3 separate regions of the Homo sapiens genome follow, and regions 2 and 3 are each linked to region 1. The links are chromatin loops, found by intact Hi-C in ENCODE. Cell type or tissue: IMR-90. All regions are shown on one strand. Region 1 holds the start of CDH11 (cadherin 11). Region 2 overlaps LOC107984894 (a long non-coding RNA gene). Region 3 has its middle 50 kb from the start of CDH5.

Evidence for each region. Hi-C counts contacts between places; a loop is a spot of excess contacts. Peaks named below come from ENCODE experiments on the same cell type or tissue, not always from the same donor. Only the 100,000 strongest peaks of a DNase experiment are listed, where the experiment ranks them.
Region 2: a loop joins it to region 1, with 3 times the contacts of the local background. A loop is called at or near these places in 3 of 110 quality-filtered maps.
Region 3: it touches region 1 in a loop (10-fold over the local background); 3 of 110 quality-filtered maps call a loop at or near these places.

The regions. Positions count from the first base shown.
Region 1 is chr16:65,114,215-65,122,214 of GRCh38, forward strand. CDH11 (cadherin 11) reads right to left here and starts at 7,849. Exons shown (of 13, transcript NM_001797.4): 1 at 7,666-7,849. In IMR-90, CTCF peaks have their summits at 3,955 (motif pointing left) and 7,834; DNase peaks (open chromatin) are centred at 3,937 and 5,807; H3K4me3 peaks cover 2,639 bases; H3K27ac peaks cover 3,318 bases.
Region 2 is chr16:64,734,868-64,742,867 of GRCh38, forward strand. It overlaps LOC107984894 (a long non-coding RNA gene), which reads right to left. Exons shown (of 3, transcript XR_001752238.2): 2 at 6,409-6,542; 3 at 1,111-2,359. It also overlaps the pseudogene PPIAP48. Among named protein-coding and RNA genes, the nearest start is that of CDH11, 380 kb to the right of the region's middle. In IMR-90, no CTCF peak of the experiment used is centred here; a DNase peak (open chromatin) is centred at 3,914; H3K27ac peaks cover 243 bases.
Region 3 is chr16:66,312,261-66,320,260 of GRCh38, forward strand. No RefSeq gene overlaps it. Among named protein-coding and RNA genes, the nearest start is that of CDH5, 50 kb to the right of the region's middle. In IMR-90, a CTCF peak has its summit at 3,162 (motif pointing left); a DNase peak (open chromatin) is centred at 3,141; H3K27me3 peaks cover 1,712 bases.

The DNA.
Region 1 (8,000 bases):
CCTACTGATAAGGGAGTTGGATCAGAGGATCTCAGAAGCTCCCATTACAAGTAAAATTTGAGATTTTGTAGGAGCTGAGGATTGAGCAGTCACACCAGCTCTTCTGTGTCCTTCTCCAGAGAGTGAAGGAGGCCCAGGCTTGAGACACGCACCAAAAACAGTGGAAAACTGAGGATTTAGAGTCAGAGCAGGTTTGGGAAGCCAGCTTTCCTTCTCCCCAGACTCATGAGCTTAGATAAGTGTCTTAAATTCCCTCTGAGAGTCATTTTCCTATTTGTAAATAGAGATGAAAGTACCTTCCTCTCGGGGGGTTGTACAGACTAGATGAGGTACCGAGTAGAGCGTCCGGCACACAGTAGGATCTCAAAAAGTTGTCTCTCTCTCCTTCCTTTTCCCCGGCAAACACAGACAGATATTCCCTTTCATTGCAAGGTGCAGGCAGGAGGGAACGCCAGCCTGGAGCAAGAACAGATGACACCGGCGAGCCGCAGATGGGAAACTGCAGGACAACCTGGAAGGTCCAGGAGCCTTGGAAAGCCCAGCCTGGCTGTGATTTTGGGTGAGAAACAGTTGGAAACCATTCAGGGCTTAAGAGAGGGTGAGGACTCCGTTATTTTTAGCATGATGCCAAATCACTGTGCTTTTGCCTGGGCCTGCAAAAGACAGAAACCCACAAGGCAGGTCCAGGACTTTTTCAGCCACAGTCTATTTATGAGTTAAAACTGTCACTGCTCAAACCCCTTACAATCCCAAACTACATTTACCTGAAAAACAAACAGGAACAGTCTTGAAATGGAGACGATTTATCAAGAGACTAATTATCTTTTGAGCTAGTCTGGAATAGTAATGAGCCCCTTTTAAACGAAAGCAAACCTGTGATGAATATCTCAATATGGCATGCTTAGCAAACTTTCCCAGTAAGGTATTACTGCAGGGTAACTTACCACAGCAACCCATACGCAGAACGAACAGAGGGAAAAAATGCAAAGGTAGGAAGGAGGCAGGCAGTGTTCAAAAGCAGTAATTATCTCTCAAATCTCAAATCCCAACTGCCTCTTGAATATTTTAAGTGGAAGAGGGATGGATCACTTAAATTTACGAAATCATTCAAAAAAGGCAGGCACTAATAAACAATTCATTGCTAATTGGGAGAGGCCTCAATCTAAAACAAATGTTCAATGCAAGATTTCTGGCCTTATAATGGATAAGAAAGAACTGCTACCTGTTCTCATTAGTCCATAAAACTGAATCCCAAGTCTATTTCAGACAGGGCAAGCAACCCCAGCACACACTGAAGGCTCATCGTGAGCTAGGCCTTGCACTAAATTCTCATTTTATCTTTACAAGAATCCTAGGATATAGATATTATTATTAGGTCTATCATTACCAAGAAGACACCTGAGTCTTGGGGAGCTTATATAGCTTATTCTTGGTCACATACTTTGTAAGTAATGGAGGCAAAACTCCTCACTCACAAAATATAAGGCTACACCAAAAAAAAAAAAAACAAAAAAACAAAACCTCAGTAATCAAAATAAGTAATACTTTAATGCATTATTTTAAAAATCAAGATTAGTTGGCCAGGTACAGTGGCTCACATCTGTAATCCCAGCACTTTGGGAGGCCAAGGCAGGAAGATTGCTTGAGGCCAGGAGTTTGAGACCAGCCATGAGCTGCGATCACAACACTGCACTCCAGAGTGAGACTCTGTCTCTAAAAAAGTAAATAAATAATGAAGATTAGTGGGGAAAAAATCTATGATGAGCAAAAGACAAAATTTTCAATCAAGACAGAATCCAGCCGTGCACTTACAGGCCTTGGACTTACTCTCTTCACCCTCATCCTGGCCCCGCTGCTGGGCACTATTGCTTCCAAGAATGAATAACTGGTCCAAGCCTCTAGCATGATGAAAACTGAACTTTCCAGAATGAGTTTATGGGTAAAACATTGCCAGCAATCCGAGGCAGGGTAGGTGTGAAGCAATTTGAGCTGCTATGCCTATCCTTGCTTCCTCCACCCTTGCTCTTATTGAGAAGAATAAAGATGCATCGATAGCAGGGACTCTACCCTAAATTCTCACTGTTTGCTCTCACTGATGGAGCCTAATGGAGGCTGAAATGAGATCTCTACGTGTCTTAAACTAAGACCAGGGAGGAGCCTCCCCTACCACACTGGTTGCCATGCGAGGTGATCATCATAGTAAGGACAAAGCCGGGCTCCAGGCCATTTTCTTCAAGAGAGCTGAATGTGGAGAGCTAACTTTAATTTGTGAAAATCATTCCAGTGCAGAGGACCATGTCAGGAGGATTTCTGGCAAATAAGGGGTGTGGAGTTTAGGAAGTGAAAGCTTTTTTTCACCTGCAGCAACCAGGAAATTTTGAGAATAAACCCCTGCTCATTCACAAATATTGTTTGAGGGACACTTGGTGCCAGAAAACACAGAATAAGACCTTGGCTACTGTCTACTGCAGTCTTTAAAGCTGTTTAAAGCTGTTTATATCAACTTCCTAGATTCAGCTCTTCAATTGGCTTAATAAGGATAGAGAGAGAGAGAGAGAGGTACGAAGATCAGAAATTGGCCTCCATAAGAAATAGCATCATTAGTCTCTCTCATACTTTTGAGTTTCTTCCTCCTTTCCCTCTCTTCTCTCTCACATTCCTCTCACTTAATATCCCGATGTACCAGATTTTCTGATTGAGCAGAAACCTCGACCATACAGACTGTGAGAGAAATGCTTTGTCTCAATAAGAATCCCTGAACTCTGCAACCGTCTCATGACTAATTAAACCAAATAACAATGAAATTTTGCCTCCAGTTCAAACAATGTGCATTATTCACAAGAGCTTAGAATTTAAAATTGCCCCTTTTAAAGTTAAATAAACTGTCCAATGGTAAGTGAACGTCAGTTTACAAAACACTTTGTCTTACTTTCCACTGAGTTACTTAATACTCCCTCCCATAATCCATTTGCATTGATTCCTTCTTCATCAACTGTCTACGCATTCCAACACAGCTCAGAGCTGCAAAGAACTTCATTGCTGAATCACCAGGGAGGCAACTGTACTCACTTAAGACAAAAAACACAAATAAGTAGCCACTTAAAACAGTACTTATTTCTTTAATGGAGTTTTCCTCTTAATTATAATATAGCATTAGTTTCTTTTTGCATTCTCCTCCTGAACTTTCATGACACTATCAAACAGGAGCAAATATAAATTTGTGTAGCCTGGAATATGCAATTTAATCATAAGCCATAATTTCCATATCGCTGAGAAGAAAAAAAATCAAATGATTATACTCCAGTGCACGAGGAACAATCTTGAATTAAATTTTACTCTCTGCTAAAGTTAGGTTTTTCACAACAATATCAAGAATGGTTTAAAAGAAACAGTAAAACATTTACTGCTATATTAAAATTCCATGCCCCAAAGTGTTTACCGAAGATCAAACTGCTATTCCTTTTTGCAAATTAGAAGTGTCTTGCAGACATCTTCAAAACCTCATGAAAGAACGGGCAATGGTGTCACGGTAGTCTCACTGATATTTTTCTTCTTTATCCATTCCCTTCCACTTGGAGTCAGAAATGATGCTCTTTTTGCCAGAAAAAAATCCAGAAAATCCTCCCAGATCACTGTCTCAGTGAGAGCTGACCTTGTTTATCCTGCAGCCCAGCCCCCACCCCGGCTGCTGCTCAATGTCAAGTTACAGGATTTCCCAACTTTCTAGTAAACTCCAAGGTGGGAAGAAGATGCTGAAGGTAACAGGATCCACCCACTAGAGAGATGCTAATCCTGACCAACTGCTCGAGCAGTAGCTTGAACCACAGCTAGATTGAATTCGGTCTCTCCTGAGAGGGCCAGACAAGGCTTGTAAGTAACAAAACCGCTTTTCATGATGCCCTCAAAAGCAGATGGGCTCCATGCAGACAGTTGGAGAAGGGTGCCATTGCCCTCTAGTGGCCAGAAGTGCAATCTTCCGCGAAGGAGTCCATTTCCAGAGTTGTACAAGGCTCTCAATGTCAGGGTAAAATTATAGCAGAAAGATGTCTAATTATGCTCCTCGAGTGTTTTCTTTAGTCCTTCCTGCTCATAGGGGAGGCTGCGGATGGCTATCACAGGAATCCTGATGGAACAGCTCATTTTTAACTCCTACCAGTGCACCAGGATGTGTCCAATTTTCTCCAACTTTATTTTTCTTTTTCTTTAGCAGACCTGTTGATGTTTTTCCCCCTAATCAATTAAATCACAAATTTATATAGACCAACTACTTTTATATATTTCAGAGGCAATAACTTTAAATTAAAAAGGCTGAAAACTCACAATTCTTGGTAAGTGCAGAATAGGGATTCTTGACAAATTAGGTAACTTTTTATGAAACAGCAGCCAATTCCATAAGGGAGAAAATCATCCCAAACACATTTCAATCCCTTAAATCATTGGCTAGTGAATTTATACAGTGCTCAAATTTTCTAGGAAAAAAAAACTTGAAAGTTCATAGTCATTCTTCAAATTTGACAATTCAAGAAAAAAAGTTTGATACCTACTTTCAAACTCTATATATTCCACTGTTTTATTATTATTGAATGAGTAAGTATGCCTGTCATCAAAGTGAAAACATCAATATTGAAAGTAAATTCCAATGAAATTGTTATGTTTCTCCAACATCTACCTACATACATGTATTGAGAATGAAGGAAGACTAAAATCAGATTTGAAGATCTTGTTTAGATGGTTCTGAAAACAGATTTGAATATAAGAGATCAAAGTTTACCAACTTCATAAGTTACCACTTCATAAGTCACAGGCATTCACAGGCAAGGTTCCAGGACATGCTATGCTCCTGGGAGCGCAGTACTGGCATTGTAAATCAGACCACGAGGTCAATGTCATGGCGTTTCCCATATGAGGGTCCCCAAACCAGAATCTTTACAAAGCAGCCATGTAATTCTATTCAAAGGAGAAGAAAAACCATGAATTATGAAGACAAGTGCATTAAAAGAGCATGAAATTGATCCGTATTCCCCCAAATCATGGCGTGGCTCTCCAAGTCTGTCCCCTGCCCCCTCCTCCCACAAATAAACAATCAAACATGCACATCCACAGCCACCACTCTACAGAGGGAACATGAGTTCTAAGACATAAAAAAAATTGCGCCATAACTATTTTTTTTAAATTTTCAAATTAACAAAAGATTGCATCTTAATTGAAAATAGAATTTAGGTTTCTAGTAATTTTACTGTCTGGTGTTCTGATAAGAATGCTGAACGTAATGAAAGTTCTGAAGTGCTATCAAGATGGTCCACTGCTTCAGTTAGAACTATTTTAAAAGCTTATTTTCCTAGGCAGCAATAAGCAGCCATTTGAATAAATCTACATGTCTGGGGCTCGCCAGATTATCCAGTCTCAATCCTTCCAAGGCCTGCCTTCATTCCCCCTTTCCCAGGGGTGAGGAGGGTGGTTTATTCTTTCAAACAATGTCATAAAATGCCCAGTTTATGCAGACTCTGAAGTAACAACTAAAATGATAGTAATAATTTTTATTAATAATAGTGCATGCCTGCAAGACATTTTAATGTCTTAATTTACAATGTTTCAAAAGTAAGATGTAAAGATAATCCTTACTCAAGCAAAGTTTCCTGGCCTTTCAGATGCCTTTCCCTGGTCTCTACTGAAAAGCACTCACATTCCTTTTGTACTAGGCTGGATTTCAGTTTTTCACAGAGGTTCGAATTCCAGAGCCCACTGGCCAACTCTAAAACTTGGAATCAGAGATTACATTTAAGGAACTTCAGTAGCTGGAGCCTCAGAGTGCTTCTCGTATTGGCCACAACTCTGTCCCTTTGTTTTGTAACTTTTTTTCCTTTGTCCTATTGGAAGAAGACCAGGCTCCCTGCAGCTAGGGTTGGGCAGTTAATATTTCTGTTCTGGTGTCTGCACCTACGTATTTGTAGGAAAAACAATTCCAGGATTAACGAAAAGAAGGTCAGTCCCTTCTCTTCTCTGCCAACATATTAGGCTCTAGCGCTCAGAGCCCAGCCTGGCAAATGTGCTCATGCGATGCTACAGGATCCTCGCTCCTGAGAACACATCTGCATCCCCATCCCCAGGAAATCCAGACACCCCGCAAAACCATCGACGTCTGCTGCAAGCCCAAGTGATGAGGAAATTGATCCGTCCTCTAGCCAGATTAATTATGGTAGCCTCCCTGTGATTAAAACGAAAACTTACTGCCTCATATTAAACCGATAGCCATGATTAGAAGAAGAAAATAAGAAAAGATTTCAGAGCGATCGTAGCACGATTTCTTTAGGGGGAGACGAAGGGGGAAGACTTTAGTGAAATCTATACCCTCATACAGCCGGGTTTCAAGAACAACCCCCCACTCCCATCCCTTAGGGATAACCCGTCGTCAGGCAGGGATGGTATTAAATAATTAAAAGATGCGATTTCTTAATAGCAGTGTGATGGCCCATGAAATTCCTACTGCATTATCAGCAAAAGCAACAGGGCTTCTTCTAGCACCTAGAAAACCTTTCACCCGGGAGAGGCAGGCGCGGCGAGCCCCGGGCGAAAGCAGGGCCTCGGCAAAAAAACGGACAAGGAAGCCGGACCCGCAAGCCTCCCCCGACCCCACTTTCTCTGGGGACTCCGCTTCACAGCGTGAGGCGGGCCCTCCTACAGTTCCTCTGGGTTGGGGAGGGGGGAGAAGGGAGCTCTCCTCGCCGTCCTCCCCATCTGGCCAGCTTCTCAGTGCTTCCCACCTCCCGGCTCGCGTTCCGGGGCAGAGCGCAGGGAGGGAGGCCGTGCGTGCCGGGAGCTAGAGAGGCTTGGCGCGCTCCGAGAAGCGGCGCAGGTTTCGGGAAGGTGTGGTTCTCAAAGTTAACGTTGACCCTGGCAGCTTTCGCCAATCCCAAGCCAGAGGCGAGCCCGAGTCTGGGCCGCTCATGGACCTACTCCTGCGCTGGTGGGAGCTTACAAACGGGCGCCAGAGCTCCCGCAGAGACTCGGGCTGGAGGGCTGTAGCGCACCGCAGCCTGCTGCCCCAGAACCACAGTCGGCGGCCCCAAACCCACGCTATTAAAGTGCGGGCAATCTCCTTCCGGAGCTGGGGTCTTTCCGTTTTCCCGGGCTTACCCGGCAGTCTCGACTGCAGGGACTAAGCCCCGGGGAGCTTTCGGCAGGGATCCGGGAGGATGGAGTAAGAACCCCGCAGAGCGCGGTCATGTCGCCGCTTTGGGGAAGCGGCGCAGGGCTGGCGGGCACCGCGCCGTGGGCGACTTTCCCCAGAGATATGACCGGGGACAGTCGGCGTGTCCGGAGGTCTGCTCTGCAGTCTCTTGCCCCAGCCAGGTACAAACCCCCTCTGCTGTGGCCTCGGCGCAGACCCCACAGGAGGCCGGAGCCAGGGAGAGTCGTGGAGCGCACATCTGAAGCCTCCGTCCCCTGCTTTGCCCGCGCCCACAGCTGGCTCCCTTCTCCCTTTCTGATTTTTAAACAAATCTCTCCCTCCCTTTTGCTTTGCGTTAGTGAAGCCTTCTCGACTCAGATACCACCGTCCCCCTCACCACCCCGCCCCGCCAAGACATTCTCTTCCTGAGAAAATCCTGCCCCCCATTCCAAGAAGCCCCAACCAGGCGAGAGGAAGGGACTGGCGGCGCACCTCACCTGGGGCCCTTGAGGGTGGACGCAACCTCCGAGCCGCCAGTCCCTGGCGCAGGGCAAGCGCTGCGGTGTCAGTCCCGGCCCCAGTCCCGGTCCCATTCACAAGTCAGCGGCGGCTGCGAGCGGCCCCCGCGGCATCTGCTCCTCGGCCCGCGACGCTCCCCTCAGCTGGCGGCGGCCGCGGAATGAGCCGCCGAGCGCGCTAGTGGCAGGAATGAGAAACCGGGGGGAGGTGGCGGGCGGGCAGGCGGGTGCGGGGCGGGGGGGGCGGGAGGAGGGAGGCTGCCGCTGTGAGGGAAGGAAAGGGCGGGGGCTGAGAGAAGCCGAGGCTGCGAGAG
Region 2 (8,000 bases), 380 kb before region 1:
TGAGTTTGTTCAGTGACTTCAGCCATATTTTTCTGTTTTTTTTTTCCTGTAGATCTCAGAGCCCAGAGTCCCCTCTTCATGCAAGTGCGCACACACACACACACCCCCACAATTTTGGACTATCATTGAGATAGATCTGCACACCACTTTTACTCCTTTTAGCTCTGACTTATTTCAGGCCTGAAAGTAAATATAGTTCCCTTCCCTTGGTATCTGTTAGAACAGCAGTTTCCAAAGTGTGTTCAGAGCATGATAGGTTCCGTGGTAGGCAGATAATAACATTATAGGTAAATGGTTGCTAAAGAGAGGGATAAATGGGAAATAATCTGCAAAAGAGCTGCATGTCTAAATTGTTGAGAAGCACTGAATATTATGCCTTTCTCTTGAATTTTTATGATTTATTTTGATAATGCATATTACATAGTAAGGGCTCTGAAAAGTATTTGTTCATTTCTTCAATGTATATCTATTGAGTGTCTACCATGTTTAAGGCACTGTTTTTAAGCACAGGGAATAGTTATTTATGAAATATTTCTCACTCTCATGAAGCTTGCATTTTAGTTAGAGGAAACAAAATAAATGAATGAAGATAAGTAAAGCAGGCAAGGAACTAAAGCATTGAGAAGCATGCTATTTCATAAGGGCATTCGGAGAAACAATCTTTGAAAAAAGGATATTTTGAGCAAAGCCTAAATGAAGAGAGGGTGCAGGACACATGGATATATAGAAGAGCAATGCAACAGTCCTGAAAGGGGAGTATGGTTCAGACATTTCAAAATGATCACAGGCTGTGTGACTAGAGCTACCTAGGAAGAGAGGTGGGAGATGAGACCAGTGCGTTAGTAAGGGGCCAGGTCATCTATTTTAGAAGCCAGGGTGAGGACATCAGAATTAATTATGTGCAAGAGAGCAAGTGGTTGGAAGGTTCTGAAAAGGAGAGTTACATAATCTGGCTAACGTTCTAGAAGGATCGCTCAATGAGGCTTACACATTGTGAGGCCAGGCGAGAGTGTAAGCAAGTCACCAGCTAGGAAGTGACCCCAAGGGTCCAGACACCACAAGACTGGGGACTGGGATAGCTTTGTAACAAATAGAGGATGTCTGGAAAAGTGAAGAGATTATAAAAGTATGTCATTCTCCAGTCAGACATTTTTTTAATTTTATCTAATCCCGAGGCTCTTGGATTTCTTTGCTCATTGCCTTCTCTCCAATTGGCTCTCCCCTCCATTATTTTTCAGAGTTAACAGTTTAAATTTAAATTAGTGTTTTAGCTTTTTACTAGTAAATATCATGCAGTTAATCCTTATGTCTAATATATTTCTATTTCAGATTATCCTTCTGTGTGTCCTGTTTGTATGCAAGCATCCATAGGAGTGGTCACATAAATCAACCACTCATAGTTTTAAGTGGGTTTGTTTATTTCTTTTTTGTATGTGAAAATCTGTCAGTGTGTTCACTTCCCAATAGGGATTTAAGGCCTCAGGGTCAGGGACGACACTACCCTTCTGTCTTCTGTCCAGTGTAAGCCTCAGTGTGTGTTCAACTTTCAGATACCTGAATATGTTTGTCACTTCCTTTATGAAGACCTTCTTGAACACACATGAAGTCGAAGATGCTCCATTCTGGGTCCCTTCAGAAAGGCCTCAGTGTATCTCTGTTCTGGCACCAACACTCTCCATCACTATGCCATGAATGTGGGTACAAACCTCTCCTGCTGCACCATAGGCTTCTGGAAGCAGGGATTGTTCATAGCTATCATTGTGTCAGCAAAATCTCTCACCATGAATGACACCAAGCAGTTATGAACAAATGCCTGATGAGTGGCTGGAAAGTTTTCATTCTTTACTGGTTTAAGAAATATTAATTTATTGGTTTGTTTGTTTAAAATATTTGTTGGCACTTTGCAGATGCCACTTCCACTGATGTCACCACTGCCACCTTGTTCTTTAACTTTGTAGTCAACGGTGAGCACTTGGGCCATGTCTCCTTCCAGCTGTTTGCAAAGTTCCAAAGACAACAGAAAATGTTCATTTTGTGAGCACTGGAGAGAAAGGATTTGGCTATAAGTGTTCCTGTTTTCACAGAATTATTCCAGGGTTTATATGCCAGAGTGGTGACTTCACATGTCATGATGACACTGGCACAAGTCCAACTACTGGGAGAAGTCTGATGATGATAACTCCATCCTGAAGCATACAAGACCTGGCACCTTGTCCATGGCAAATACTGGACGCTACACAAATGGTTTCCAGTTTTTCATCTGCACTGCCAAAACTGTGTGGTTGGGTGGCAAGAGTGCAGTCTTTGGCAAGACAAAAGAGGGCTTGAATATCTTGGAAGCCATGGCGCACTTTGCTTTCTGGAATGGCAAAACCAGAAAGAAGACCACGATTGACAACTGTGGACAACTCCAATAAATTTAACTTATGTTTTGTTTTAACTACCAGACTAATTTTTTTATAGGCAAGAGAACATTCCTCCACTCCATTTGCTCAAAATATCCTATAATCTTTGTGTTCTTGCTGAAGTTCTTTTGGTTCCACATTTTCCTTAGTCTGCTCCACCTCTAGCAGATTGCAGAGTTAAGTTTATGATTATGAAATAAAAACTATATAACAACAAAAGTAATATTTACTGAATGCTTACTAATCCAAGGAAAATGATGCTAAATACACACACACACACACACAGATGCACGCACACTCTTACATTCTTAGATTTATATAGGAAGATATAAATTAGATATAGATATATATAAATATAGATATAGATACAAATGGCTATGGTTTGGATATGATTCGTTTGACCCCATTAAGCCTCATGTGGAAATTTGATCCCTGATATTGGAGATGGGGACTAGTATGAGGTGTTTGGATCATGAGGGTAGGTTTCTCATGGATGGGTTGGTGTCATTCTCCTAAGTGTGAGTCAGTTGTCACTCTTAGTTTTAATAACACGTTGTTGAAAAGACCCTGGCACCTCCTATGCTTTCTGTCCTGCTTCCTTCCTCTTACCATATGATGCCTGCTCCCCTTCTCCTTCCACCATTAGTAGAACTTTGAGTGCAGCCCTCCCTAGGTGCAGACACTAGCACCATGCAATTTGTACAGGCTGCAGAACCATGAGCCAAATAAAATCTCTTTTTTTATAAACTATTCAGCCTCAAGTATTCTTTTATAGCAACACAAACAAACTAAGGCACAGATACATACATACATACATATATATATACATATATATATATATATATATATATATATATATATATATGTTCATCTGTTGGAAGAGATGGTTAAGTCTATAGAGTTTTACAATGTATGATAGAAACCATTATCTGATTGATCATGACGCCATGCTTTTCATTTAATTCCTTCAAGCAAATATAGTTCTGCCAATTACCTTATTTTTTCTCATGGCTTTTTTCCCCACAGACACTGCTGTATTTAGAAGTTTCTATTTTACTTCATTAAAAACTACAAAACCAATCTATGTCATATACCAAAATATTTGAAATAACTCTATATATTTATTGAAAAATAAAGGAGGGGAATGATTGTCATGAGAGCAGAGCTCAGACATGTCTTCATCAGCCTGGGAAAGAAAATGATGGAGGAGGAGGTGTAGACTGTTCTGGCAGGAAGTGAGGACAGCAATTGCTGTAGCAACTCAGAGGCATTTCTGAAGCACACCCCAAGCATCCGAGCTCAGCAGATCCAGGGGGCTATGGCAGGCAGAAGCATGTTCCTGTGCTAGGGGGCCTCCTATTCTTTCAAAATAAAGAGACAATTTCTTTCTTGGGAGGGTGAGGAAAACAATAAATGTATGTGAAAAATAAAGTATTGCTTAAGCATAGAATGTTTTTGGAGAACAATGATTCATTCAATGGGAATTTTTTCAAAAGTGAGCAGGAGGAAAATCTAGAAGGCAAGGAATGTTGTGGGTATTCAGATAGCAAGTAGTTCAGAATAATTGGTCCTCAAGTGCTACTGAGGATGGTAATAAATAAATGGAAGGGGTGGACCAGAGTTTGGACACTGTCCAATGAGTGCAGTGGGTAGAAATTGGTGGAGCTTAAATATCTGTTTGGGCTTGGCACAAGGCTGTAATCTCAGCACTTTGGGAGGCTGAGGCAGGAGGATTCCTTGACACCAGGAGTTGGAAGCTACAGTGAGCTATGATTGGGCCACTGCACTTCAGTCTGGGTGAGGGTAAAATCTTGTCTCAAAAAAAAAAAAATCCCATTTAGTGAAATGGTTGAGTTTGATTTATCTAGGATTGTCTCCCCAGTTTTTCCTACAGATGCTGTTGACTCTGATACCAACATTTTTCTCAACCAGTGCAGAGAAAAGTATCAGAAGATAAATATATTGAAAAACAGATCAGGGCATTCATCAGAGAACACTGAGACCCATGTGATTAGAGAACATAAGATATGTCTCATAAAGATAATACACACAAAGGGCTTGATGAATCGGTACCATGATGTCTTTCAGTTGGTAGATGGGAATGAACTGAATTAAATGCTGGGAAATGTTATTTGTGCTTCCAAATTTCTTGCACTTGCTTTATCTGAAGTTCTTGTGTCATTGTGAGGAAAAAATTAATACTGATGCAAGTGACAAAAAGGGCAGCTAAAATTTGTAAGAGAGTAAATCATAATTATCTTTATCATAATTATCATCGACATTCCTGTGCTCAAACAATTAAACATATCTCACATATTTTCTCTTCAGACCTAAAAGTCAATACAACAATAGCAGTGAGCCTATGCATTTAAGGAATACATTAAATATAATAAAATGATGTGTATGCAAGTTAATATCTAACAGTGATAGCTAAGCTGCTTCTGTCTTATAAGCAATATCTTTTGTGAATGGTGTTTTCAGGTTATAGTTCTCTCTCTTTTTAAAAGAAGTCCTGTAAAGAAAATCTCTGTTTCTTTTCTGTGGCCAATAATTTTGGAGGACACTGTATGTTCTATTGTTTGTATCCACCTGAAACATTCATTAAATAATTGAGGAATGGGAAAAATGCTTATCTCCATATTAACTGACATGGTTTCTCTTTCTATAGGCTATGCATTAATCAAAAATTGACTGCTGCTTTTGGCCTTAATATCGAGAATGCCAAGAGATAGATTTACTGCTAAAGTCACAATATTAATTTTCGAGGATATTTTTTCCTTCCATTTCAATGCTATTTTTCTTTATGCCTACTATTTTATCATATGCCACTTCAAATCAGCCTTGGAAATGGATGGAATATAAATGAATATATTAGCAAGCAACAGCATAAATAAATGGGAGATGAGAGAGAGTAATATGGAAATTGTAAGATCCAAAAGGGTAATTCTTCCTGTGTAAATTATAATCAGCAAATATAACTGGTGCCTCAGAAGTAATGCATTGTCCTAAAACAATGATTTGAAAATAGAAGCAGAAATTTTTGACAACTATTAAGAGGTGAGGGAAAGGGGAATGCATCAATAATGTATGTGAAGAAACCCTAGAAATTGTTAAGATGCCATAATTTACTAATATCACTATGTCAAAAAAAATAGCTGGTAATGCTGCATTTTGACCAAGTGGGAAACAGACAATGCTCAACATGGTTAAATGCAGTGAAAATTGATGCAACCATTTTGTAAGGCAATTTAGCAATATCTGTCAACATTTCACACACGTATATTTTTGACCCAGCAACTTTTTGAATGTGCACAATACATTCACTTACCCAGCGGTACAAAGGTATTCATACAAAGATGTTTGTTAGTAATAGCAAAATTCTAAAAAATGTTTTAAGTATCCATCAATAGTGGGTCAAATAAATGATGGCATTATATATAGCAGAATTTTATGCAACCAATAAAAAGAATGAAGCAGATCTTTTTGTGTAAGGATGGGAATTTTTTAAAGTATTTAACTTAAAATGTTGGAGAATATATATTTACTTACTAATATATTTGTTTATAAAAAACCATCATTTTTAGTCAGACGTGTAGACTATGATGATAAAGAAGAAATAGGTCGATCAAATAGACACATAGATAGATTGGCTTATATACACAAGATACTCTTAATAGTCATGCTTCTAGGGAATGAAACTGGTGAAAAGATTCATAGAGTGACTTTTATTGTTTAATTCATTTCCATTCTGAAGTGTTTAATTTTTTTCCACAAATATATATAATTATTATGATAATTGTAATGAAAACTAGCTTTAGAAAAGAGCTTATGGAAAGCAAATAACTGTAAATCACCAAGGGGAACTACACTGTATAATATCTTCAGCAAAGTCCGTGATAGAGAGTGCGCATTCATTATGAAATTAACCAACATATAGATGTATATGTCTAGTATTGCTATGGCAAAATATAGGAGGAAAGTATGCTTACTGTGGTCCACATACCAGGCTTAGTATCATAAGGTAGAAAACATTTTCAAAGACTGACTCCATTTCTGTTTTTCAGAGTAAATGCCGTTTTGTCAATGAAAGAGGGATGCTTGCGATGATGTGAAGGATGTCTGAGAAGAGGTGTATTTCTGAAGGAAAGAAAGAACACAGCATACTCCTTGGATAAATCTCATTTTCTTCCTTGTTAAGCCTTTTTTTCCCATTGCATTCTCTACAAACCCCTGGCCCACTCTTTCCTCCTCTTTCTACTTCCTTCCTTTCTCACCTGTACCCCAAACTATATTTGTAAACTCTTGCAGTGTTACTTTTGCACAGGGCTTGAAATATTTAACACCTTTGTTTTTAATACATGAGAAAAATAAGATCTATAGGAAAGGAAACAACTTAACCAGTTTGAACAGGTAATTGATAGACTACAGTCCTCTCTCAAATGTTTACTAATGACACATATGCATGGAGATGGGAATGTATACATACACACACACACATACACACACACACAAACACACGTATTGACTGGTTGAAACATGACAGTTCTCCAGTACCTGGGAATTAAAGGAGGGTGCATTAGCCATCCCTACCTTTACCTCAATATCCATTTTAGGAAGGATTAGAAATTAATTTACATGATTGAACATACCAAGGGCTTTGAAAGCAGAAAAATATGAAATTCAGATTTTTCACTTCTTCATCCTGGAGGTTCAGTTTTCCCAACACTAAAATGAGGATAGTAACACCAAACATGGGAATTGTTGAAGTGATCAGTGAAATAGATGCTGTATTATAGGCCTAGCTCAGTTTATGCTCTTATCTTAAGATTCTCTCTCTGGAAACCAAACCACCCCTGGAATGGGCTCTGGTGGTCCTTACATGAACATAAGGCATGCATAACCCCTTTGATATTGTGAGTGTTTCTCTGCATATGAGCATTCTTTTCTTCAGGGAAAAGTTCCTAACTTTTATTAGATTCTCAAAGTTGTCTGTATTTCCTATTATTTTAAGAAAACTGACTTAAATAGAAGGTGTAATTGCGAATGTTAACAATAATAATTACAAACACCATAACATTACTAATATTTCACTACAAACAAATAATAATAGTATTATTATTAATATTCAATTATCTGAACATGAGCCAAAATTGGTGGATGAATCACATTTAAATCATCGGGTGCTTTGCTTTCACCAGGTAAAAAGTTCCAATTTCTTCTTATTACATTAAATCTTAAGAACCTATTTCACTCTTATCCACAAAAAGGAACTCATTTCCCCTAGAAAGGCAGGCTAATGAGGTCTGCTTAATTTATAGCTGGGTCCATTTATGTGGTGGTTTCATTAACAAAGACATCTATTTAATTCAATAGATTCCTACACGTGGTACACATAGAAGACACTACTACCCCCATTCACTCCCCATCCATTCATTACCCTAATGCTTCTGACACACACAAACAAACCTTGTTTTACAAATTGCTTAGAGATTTGATTATTGCATCATGCATTTTGTTGTAACAAGAAAGGTGATTTAAAATCATTAGTCCTAAAATTTAGTCCTGTGTGTGCTTTGAAGTCAAGGGGAACAATTT
Region 3 (8,000 bases), 1.2 Mb after region 1:
TTTTTTTTTTTTTTTTGAGATGGAGTCTCGCTCTGTCACCCAGGCTGGAGTGCAGTCGCGCAATCTCCACTCACCGCAAGCTCCGCCTCCCAGGTTCACGCCATTCTCCTGCCTCAGCCTCCTGAGTAGCTGGGACTACAGGCGCCCATCACCACACCCGGCTAATTTTTTTTTTTTTTTTGTATTTTTAATAGAGACGGGGTTTCACCGTGTTAGCCAGGATGGTCTCAATCTCCTGACCTCATGATCCGCCCGCCTCAGCCTCCCAAAGTGCTGGGATTACAGGTGTGAGCCCCCACGCCTGGCCCAAACTCCCTTTATTTTTTAACTTAAATACATTTATTTAAATGAGACAAGTGTATCACTATGGAATGTGTAAAAATAGTATCTATTGTCAAAAGTAAGCCGGAAAGAAAACAGGGAGCACAAGTTGCCAGTGAACACTGTCGCCTGCCAAAGGCGCGCCCTGGTCCTGCTCACTCTGCTCTGCATTCAAAAGGGAGTAAGAGCCAGAGGGTTCCCTGGCACCGAACCCCTCCTTCACAGATTGGCTGGGCACGGTGGCTCACACCTGTCATCCCAAAACCGTGGGAGGCTGAGGCAAGCGGATCACCTGAAGCCAGGAGTTTGGGACCAGGCTGACCAACATGGGGAAACCCCGTCTCTACTAAAAATACAAAAAAAAAATTAGCCGGGTGTGGTGGTGAGCGCCTGTAATCCCAGCTACTCTGGAGGCTGACGCAGGAGAATTGCTTGAACCTGGGAGGCAGAGGCTGCAGTGAACCGAGATCACGCCATTGCACTCCAGACTAGGCAACAAGAGCAAAACTCTATCTCAAAAAAAAAAAAAAAAAGACAGGATTGATGGAGATGCCAGAGGGATCTCTTTCTCACCTGTGACCCAGCACTGTAAGCACCGTGCCTAGACTCCTAATAGCATCCCCCAGGACTCATCCACCTACAGTGCCATTTGGCCACCAGTGGAAAATGTTTCTCCATCCTGTCCTGGAATTCCAGGGTTCAACGCCATGTGTCTACTGCCCAGGCCCTATGGCCAAGTGCTCGATAGTCAGGCTCTCCCTCAAAGTGACCCCAAGGCCCAAGACCACAACCAGTGTCCACGCACACACCCGAATATCATACCCTGAGTCCCCACACATCTGAATGGCACCACCGTCTGCAAAGGGGCCCACACGGGAAAGAAGGAAGCTGTTTCTACCTCTCCCTTCATCCCAGCATCTGCTGATATTCCCTGAAAAAGTGCCAGGCTGTGAGCCAGTTAGGCAGGAATCAGGCATCTCCACCATCCCTGCTCTGATGGAGTTCTCAGTTCAATGACAAATAATGGCAGTGCACCCCAGACAGCTCTAACTGGGCTACAACAAAGGTCTGGAAGACAGACAAGGAAATTGTTGCTTAACTTGCAGGGAAAGGGATTGGAGAGGTTCACAAAGGAGGTGACGCTTACCTAGAGGTTAAGAAAGCCTCTCTCCCAAGGCAGGAGGATCACTTGAAGCCAGGAGTTCAAGACCAGTCTGGGCAACATGATGAGACCCCATCTCTACAAAAAATTAAAAAATAAGCCAGGCATGGTGGCTTTCGCCTGGAGTCCCAGCTACTCAGGAGGCTGAGATGGGAGGATCGCTTGAGCCAAGAAGTTCCAGGCTGCAGTGAGCCGTGATTGTGCCACCGTACTCCAGCCTAGGTGACAGAGAAAGATCCTGTCTCTGAATAAAAAAGAAAAGAAAAGAAAGCCTCTCTCTTCCATCCCCTGGTGACTGTTGATACAGGGCTGTGGATCACTTAGGGATGCCTGGCCCCATTTTGCAAATGAGGAAATAGAGAGCCAGCAGGTTTCAGTAACACAGCGTCACACTGGCCCTCCAGATGAAGCTGAGGTTGAAAGTCAGTTGCCAAATCTGTTTTCTTTCCCAATATTCCACTGTTTCTCAAATGGGCACTCAGCAAATGTTCAATGACTTGAATCAAATTCCTACATCTCCAAACTGGGTGAAAAGCACTTGAATGCAGGAGTCATTTCTTGTACTTCTTTCTCCCCCATCAGCCTCCAGTTCCCCCAGTGCCATGCCCACAGCACTGAGTGTACAGCTCCCTGCAGATCAGAGTTGTTTAATAAAATGAAGGTGTGAGAAGTGTTAAGAGCAGGGTAAAGAACAGGAAGAAGAGGAGGATGCCACAGAATATAGCCCTCGGCTGCCTTCTTGCTGGAGAGACAATGACCAGGACCTGGGGCAGGGGTCACAGGTGGGCATGGGAACCCCTCTAGAAGGTTTCCTGGAAACGGTCATTTTAAAGATAGTTGTGGGCCGGGCACAGTGGCTCACAACTGTAATCCCAGCACTTTGGGAAGCCAAGGTGGGCGGATCACATGAGGCCAGGAGTTTAAGACCAGCCTGGCCAACATGGCGAAACCGTGTCTCTACCAAAAATACAACAACTAGCTGGGTGTGGTGGCGCATGCCTATAATCCCAGCTACTTGGAAGGCTGAAGCATGAGAATCGCTTGAACCCAGGAGGCGGAGGTTGCAGTGAGCCAAGGTTGCACCACTTCACTCCAGACTGGGCAATAGAGTGAGACTCTGTCTCAAATTTAGAAAAATAATAATAACACTAAAGTCGGTTGTGTGTCTTCTGACTGTGGCCAGATAAAGTGGTTCACCCCTGTAATCCCACCACTTTGGGACGCTGAGGCTGGAGGATTGCTTGAACAAAGGAGTTTGAAACCAGCCTGGGCAACATGGTGAGACCCTCATCTCCACAAAAATATTAAAAAATTATCTGGGCATGGTGGTGCGTGCCTATAGTCCCAGCTCCTCAGGAGGCTGAGGTGGGAGTATCGCTTGAGCCCAAGAGTTTAAGGCTGCAACAAGCTATGATTTCACCACTGCACTCCAGCCAGAGTGACAAAGTGAGAGCCCCGTCTCAAAAAAAGAAAAAAATAATAACTGTGCTTTAAGAACTAGATTGGGCTTCTTCAATACTATCCACCTCTACCAGGCCAGTAGCCAGCCACTGGGTTCCCGTTTCAGCACCTCTTTCAGAATCTGGGAGGGAAAAGTCATTGATGCAGAACAATCCCCTTGGGTTTCACGCTGTGGGAGAGAAGCCTTTGCCGAGAACCTTGGTTCCCCCTAGTGGCCATCAGAGGCAGTAGCACCCAGCCAGTATGGAGTCATTTCTTGAAAGCAGGAAGAGAGGCCTCTGGCCAGAGAAGGAGAAAGGTCAAGTCCAGCCAGCCAGGACCTCCGGGCACTGCTCCTGGACCAGTCCCCAGCCTGAGACAGCCCACGGCAGTCAGTGACAGAGGGAGGGTCTGTGCAGACACCCATGGAAAATTCATTAACTCAGAATCTGAATGTTTATGAATGACCTTTTCCCCCAAAGAACTTTCATAACCAATGCTTTCGATATGATCTGGAAGTTGGAAATTAACAACACTACTATTGACACAAAGTGGGCTTTAAAAGTGCTTCTTACAAGATTTTTCTCCATATTCCTGTATCTAAACAATTGATAGTTTTTAATAGCCATCATTGAACCAATAGCAGCCACTTATTAAGGCATTTAGCAGCGTTTGCCATCTCCTTTTGCCATGGAGGTAAGAGGGAAAGTTGTCTGGTTTTTAGAAACAGTGTTTGTTTTGTTTTGTTTTGTTTTGTTTTTTGAGACAGTCTCACTGTGTCTCCAGGCTGGAGTGCAGTGGCGCAATTTCAGCTCACTGCAACCTCTGCCTCCCAGGTTCAAGCCATTCTTCTGCCTCAGCCTCCCCAGTAGCTGGGATTACAGGCACACTCCACCATGCCCAGCTAATTTTTCTATTTTTAGTAGAGACGGGGTTTCACTATGTTCGCCAGGATGGTCTCGATCTCTTGACCTCGTGGTCCACCCACCTTGGCCTCCCAAAATGCTGGGATTACAGACATAAGCCACCACGCCCGACCTAGAAACTGTTTTTGAGGGCAATTTTGGTACTGCTATTCAAGGGCCTGAGCCTCCCTTGAATTTCCCCCAACTCCCTGCAGGCTGGGCAGGAAATATAGTCAGGACCTTGCCCCATCCTCTCTGTCCGAGCCAGGCCCACTCCTTCCTGGTTGAGGAGCTCCCAGGCAGCCCAGTGAGCCCTGGGCTCAGTGAATTGTGCCAGACTTGGGGCAGGGAACATCTCCATGGCAGTGGTGCAGAGTGAACCACCCACAAAACAGCTCCTTGAGGAGAAATTGCCTTTGGAGTTTCAGCTCCTTAACTGCCTGTGCACGGCCCAGAAAACCTGCCAGAGGGTGATCTTCATTGAACTAGAGCAGCAGCAGGAAGGCCTTTGCTGAAGAGGCACAAATAACCCTCGCCAAGGCCCTTCTCAGGACCCTGCTGCTGCTGCTGCTGCTGCTGCAGATTGAGGGAGGAGGCGCCCAGGCACTGGTGATGGGTTTTCGGAAAACAGCTCCCACATCTGTGCCTTACACTAACTGGGGGCCCAACAGCTGGGCTGCTTCCAGAGGCAGGGCCAGGCCAGCAGTAGCAATAAGAAGCTTTAGAGGTGATTCGGTAGACGGCCCAGAATCCTGAATACATGGGGCATGATTGCATGCCAAGCGCTTTCTTTACATGCATTGTGGCATTTAAGCCCCCCAAAACTCCAGTGACAGAGGCTTTTAGGAACCCTATGTGAGAGACGAGGAGACTGTGGCATGGAGACATTAAGGAATTTATTCAAAGAGCGAAGTTGCAGAGGCAGAAGCAAACCCATGTCTATGTGACCACACACGACTCCCAGGTGCCAAACAGGCAGTGTCCACTCTTCTACCTCCAACCTCACCAGCCTTGCCCCTGGTTCATCCCAAAGCCGCTCACCACAGCCAATGCACAACCACATCTGTTCCCATCAGACATGGGTCCCACTTGTTGCCATCCGAAGGGCACAATGTCTCTCTCCATGAAGCTCACCAGTTTGCCCCGTGCAGATGGTGATTGTGATCGTGACTATGACTGTGTTCTTACTCATGGCCGGTGATCTCTCAGCAGCTGCCCTGGGTGAGGGAGGAGATGCAGACAGAACCTCTTTGCCGTACCCTCTGCCTGCCTTGGGTAAGGACTGGACCAGCTACTACTGGAAAAGCACCCCATAGGCCTCATCCTAAAGAAACCCACCCTCATCCACCCTCTTAACAACTGCCACAGGTGGGTTCTGAGCACTTAATACCTTGCCCTCCCCATCCTCAAGTCCTCCAAAAGCTCCTCTTGCTTTCAGGATAAAACCCAAGTTTCTGACCTCACGTAGCAGGTGTCTTATGATCTCACCTTCTCAGCCTCTCCAAGCTCACCTCCGCCCTGCACCCTTCCACCCACTAGTCATGCCAGTCAATGTGCCCTTCCCTGCGACATTGTCCACTGTCACCACTCCAGACATTTACACGCAGGCTTTCCTCTCTTTACAATGCACTTCCTTTCCATGAAGCTGTCTGCTGGGAAAAAGCTATTCAGCTTGCAAACTCTGGCTCAGGGGTTTTTCCCCTGAGAAGGCTTCCGTGGGGTCCCCTCCCCACTAACCTCCAGGCACAGAAAAGGGTTCTCTTCTCCTGGCCGCTCTCCTCAACACCTAGTGCATCCATCTCTGTACTTCGCTCTCACCTCTGTATTTTCAACATTGGTGTACATGCGTTTCCCCTGGTCTGTGAGCTCCTGGAGAGCAGGGCAGTGCTTGAGCAAGTGCTATATTCTGGGACCCTAATCTGGCCTGGACAGTGATTGACACTAAAAGAATTGTGTTGATTGAGTGAGCAGGAAGAGGGCGTTGCAGTGGTCCAAGAAGGGAAGATGTGGGGAGGGTCTGGATGAAGTCAGTGGCACTGGAGGTGGCAACAGAGAGCTGCCCATTTGAATTGTTTCCATGAGGTGGGCATTCTAAGGAGTGTGGTGCCAGAGGCCCATGATAAGCTGGATGCTCAAGGATGAGTGACACGTGGGTGGGTGGACGGATGGAGAGGAGAGGACATCCACTCCACTTAGAGACAGTGATCTGGGGAGACCTTGGCAGCAGAAGGAAGGACAAAGAACATGAGCCCCTTCTGAGGTCCAGCTGTATTCTTGGCATCGTGCAGGCCAGTTACAGTCTCCAATTTCATACACCCAGGAATCATCGATAACCAAAAGTCAGGGGGCAGCAGTCAACTTCTGCTCAGCACTGACACCTTTAAGAAAAATCCATAAACAATCCGCAGACTGGGGAGAAAATTTTCATATCTAGAATATATAAAGAACCCCTACAAATCAATAATAAAAAGACAACCAACCCAATATTTTCAGTGGGAAAAAGATTGGAACAGACACATCACAAAAGAAAATATGTGAATGACCTAGAATTATGTGAAAAATAAGCTCAAAATCATTAGTCATCACAGAAATGCACAATAAAAGCAAAATGAGATACTACTACTCATACCCCAGAGTGGCTAAAATAAAAAAGACTAGCACCAAAGCTTGGCAAGGATGTGGAGCAATTAGAACTCTCCGTATTACTAGTGGGAGTGTAAAATGGTGCACCACTTCAGAAAATGTTTGGCAATTATAAAGTTAAACATACAGCCACCTGCAACCCAACAATTCCACCCCAATTATCAACCCAAGAGAAATGAAGACATTTGCCCACACAGAGCCTTGTACATGAGTGTTTGGAGAAGCTTATTCATTAGAGCCCAACAAGGCAAACAACCCAAGAGTCCATCAGTAAGTGAAGGGGAAACAAAGTGTGCTGTCCATCTATGCAATGAAAAATTAATCAGCAATGAAAGTAATGAACTACTGATACATGCGACAATATGGATGAACCTCAAAAACATTGTTCAGAGTGAAAGAAACAGTATTTATTGTTATATACATAATTCCAATATATAATACCATTTATACAAAATTGAAGAACAGAGCTTACAGGCTGGGCGCAGTGAGATTTACATCTGTAATCTCAGCACTTTGGGAGGCTGAGGCTGGAGGATCACTTGAGCTCAGGAGTTCGAGACCAGCCTGGGCAATATGGTGAGACCCTGTCTCTACAAAAAGTAGTTAGGCATGGTGGCACATACCTGTAGTCCCAGCTACTCAGGAGGCTGAGCACAAGGGATCACTTGAGCCCAGGAGGTTGAGGCTGCAGTGAGCCATGTTCATGCCACTGCACTCCAGCCTGAGCAACAGAGCAAGACCCTGTCTCAAAAAAAAAAAAAAAAAAAAAAAAAAACCACAGGTTTACATATTGGTGGTGGAAATCAGAACAACAGGTGCCTCCACTCCAAGTGTGCAGTAGGAAGTGACTGAGAAGAGCCACGAGGAATTATGGAGGTTCTCTGTATCTTGCTCGGAGGGGTGGTTACACGGGGGGACGCATTTGTCAACAGTCATTGAACTGAACACCTAAGATCTGTGTATCTTGCTATATTTTAATTATCCCTCAATAAAAATTTTTTTAAAAGACCATACAGTCAGACCATCTGGGTTCAAATGCTAGCTACCTCTTACCAGTTTTGTGACCCAGATCATCTCTGAGACTCTATATCCTTGTCTATAAAATGCGAATACTAATGGTTCTTACCTGGCTGCACCACACCTATTAAGTGAGATAGTTAATGTGTGGTAAGAGCAGCTCAGCAGCCTGAGACTTGGCAAAGCATGAAATAAATGTTGATCGAGTAAAATTAGCTTCCCCATGGTCCTGCCATGGAGCAAGTGGAGTGAAGCATAGGCGAGGATGGCCCCAAGGACATGGCGCAGAGGGCAGAGCTGAACCAGGAAGCTGTGACGCCAGCCCGCTCACTGCCCTGAGGGTGAAGTGAGGCCAGAATCCTCGGGAAAAACTGGTGCTGGGAGCCCTGTGTGCCTCCATGGCCCCAGACATAAATAGGGGTTGACATTGTCATTTATGAACAAGTCATGATTTCTGAGCTGCTGGGGGCTGCAAGAAGGAGATGGACGGTTGCTGCCCAGTGATTTGCTGT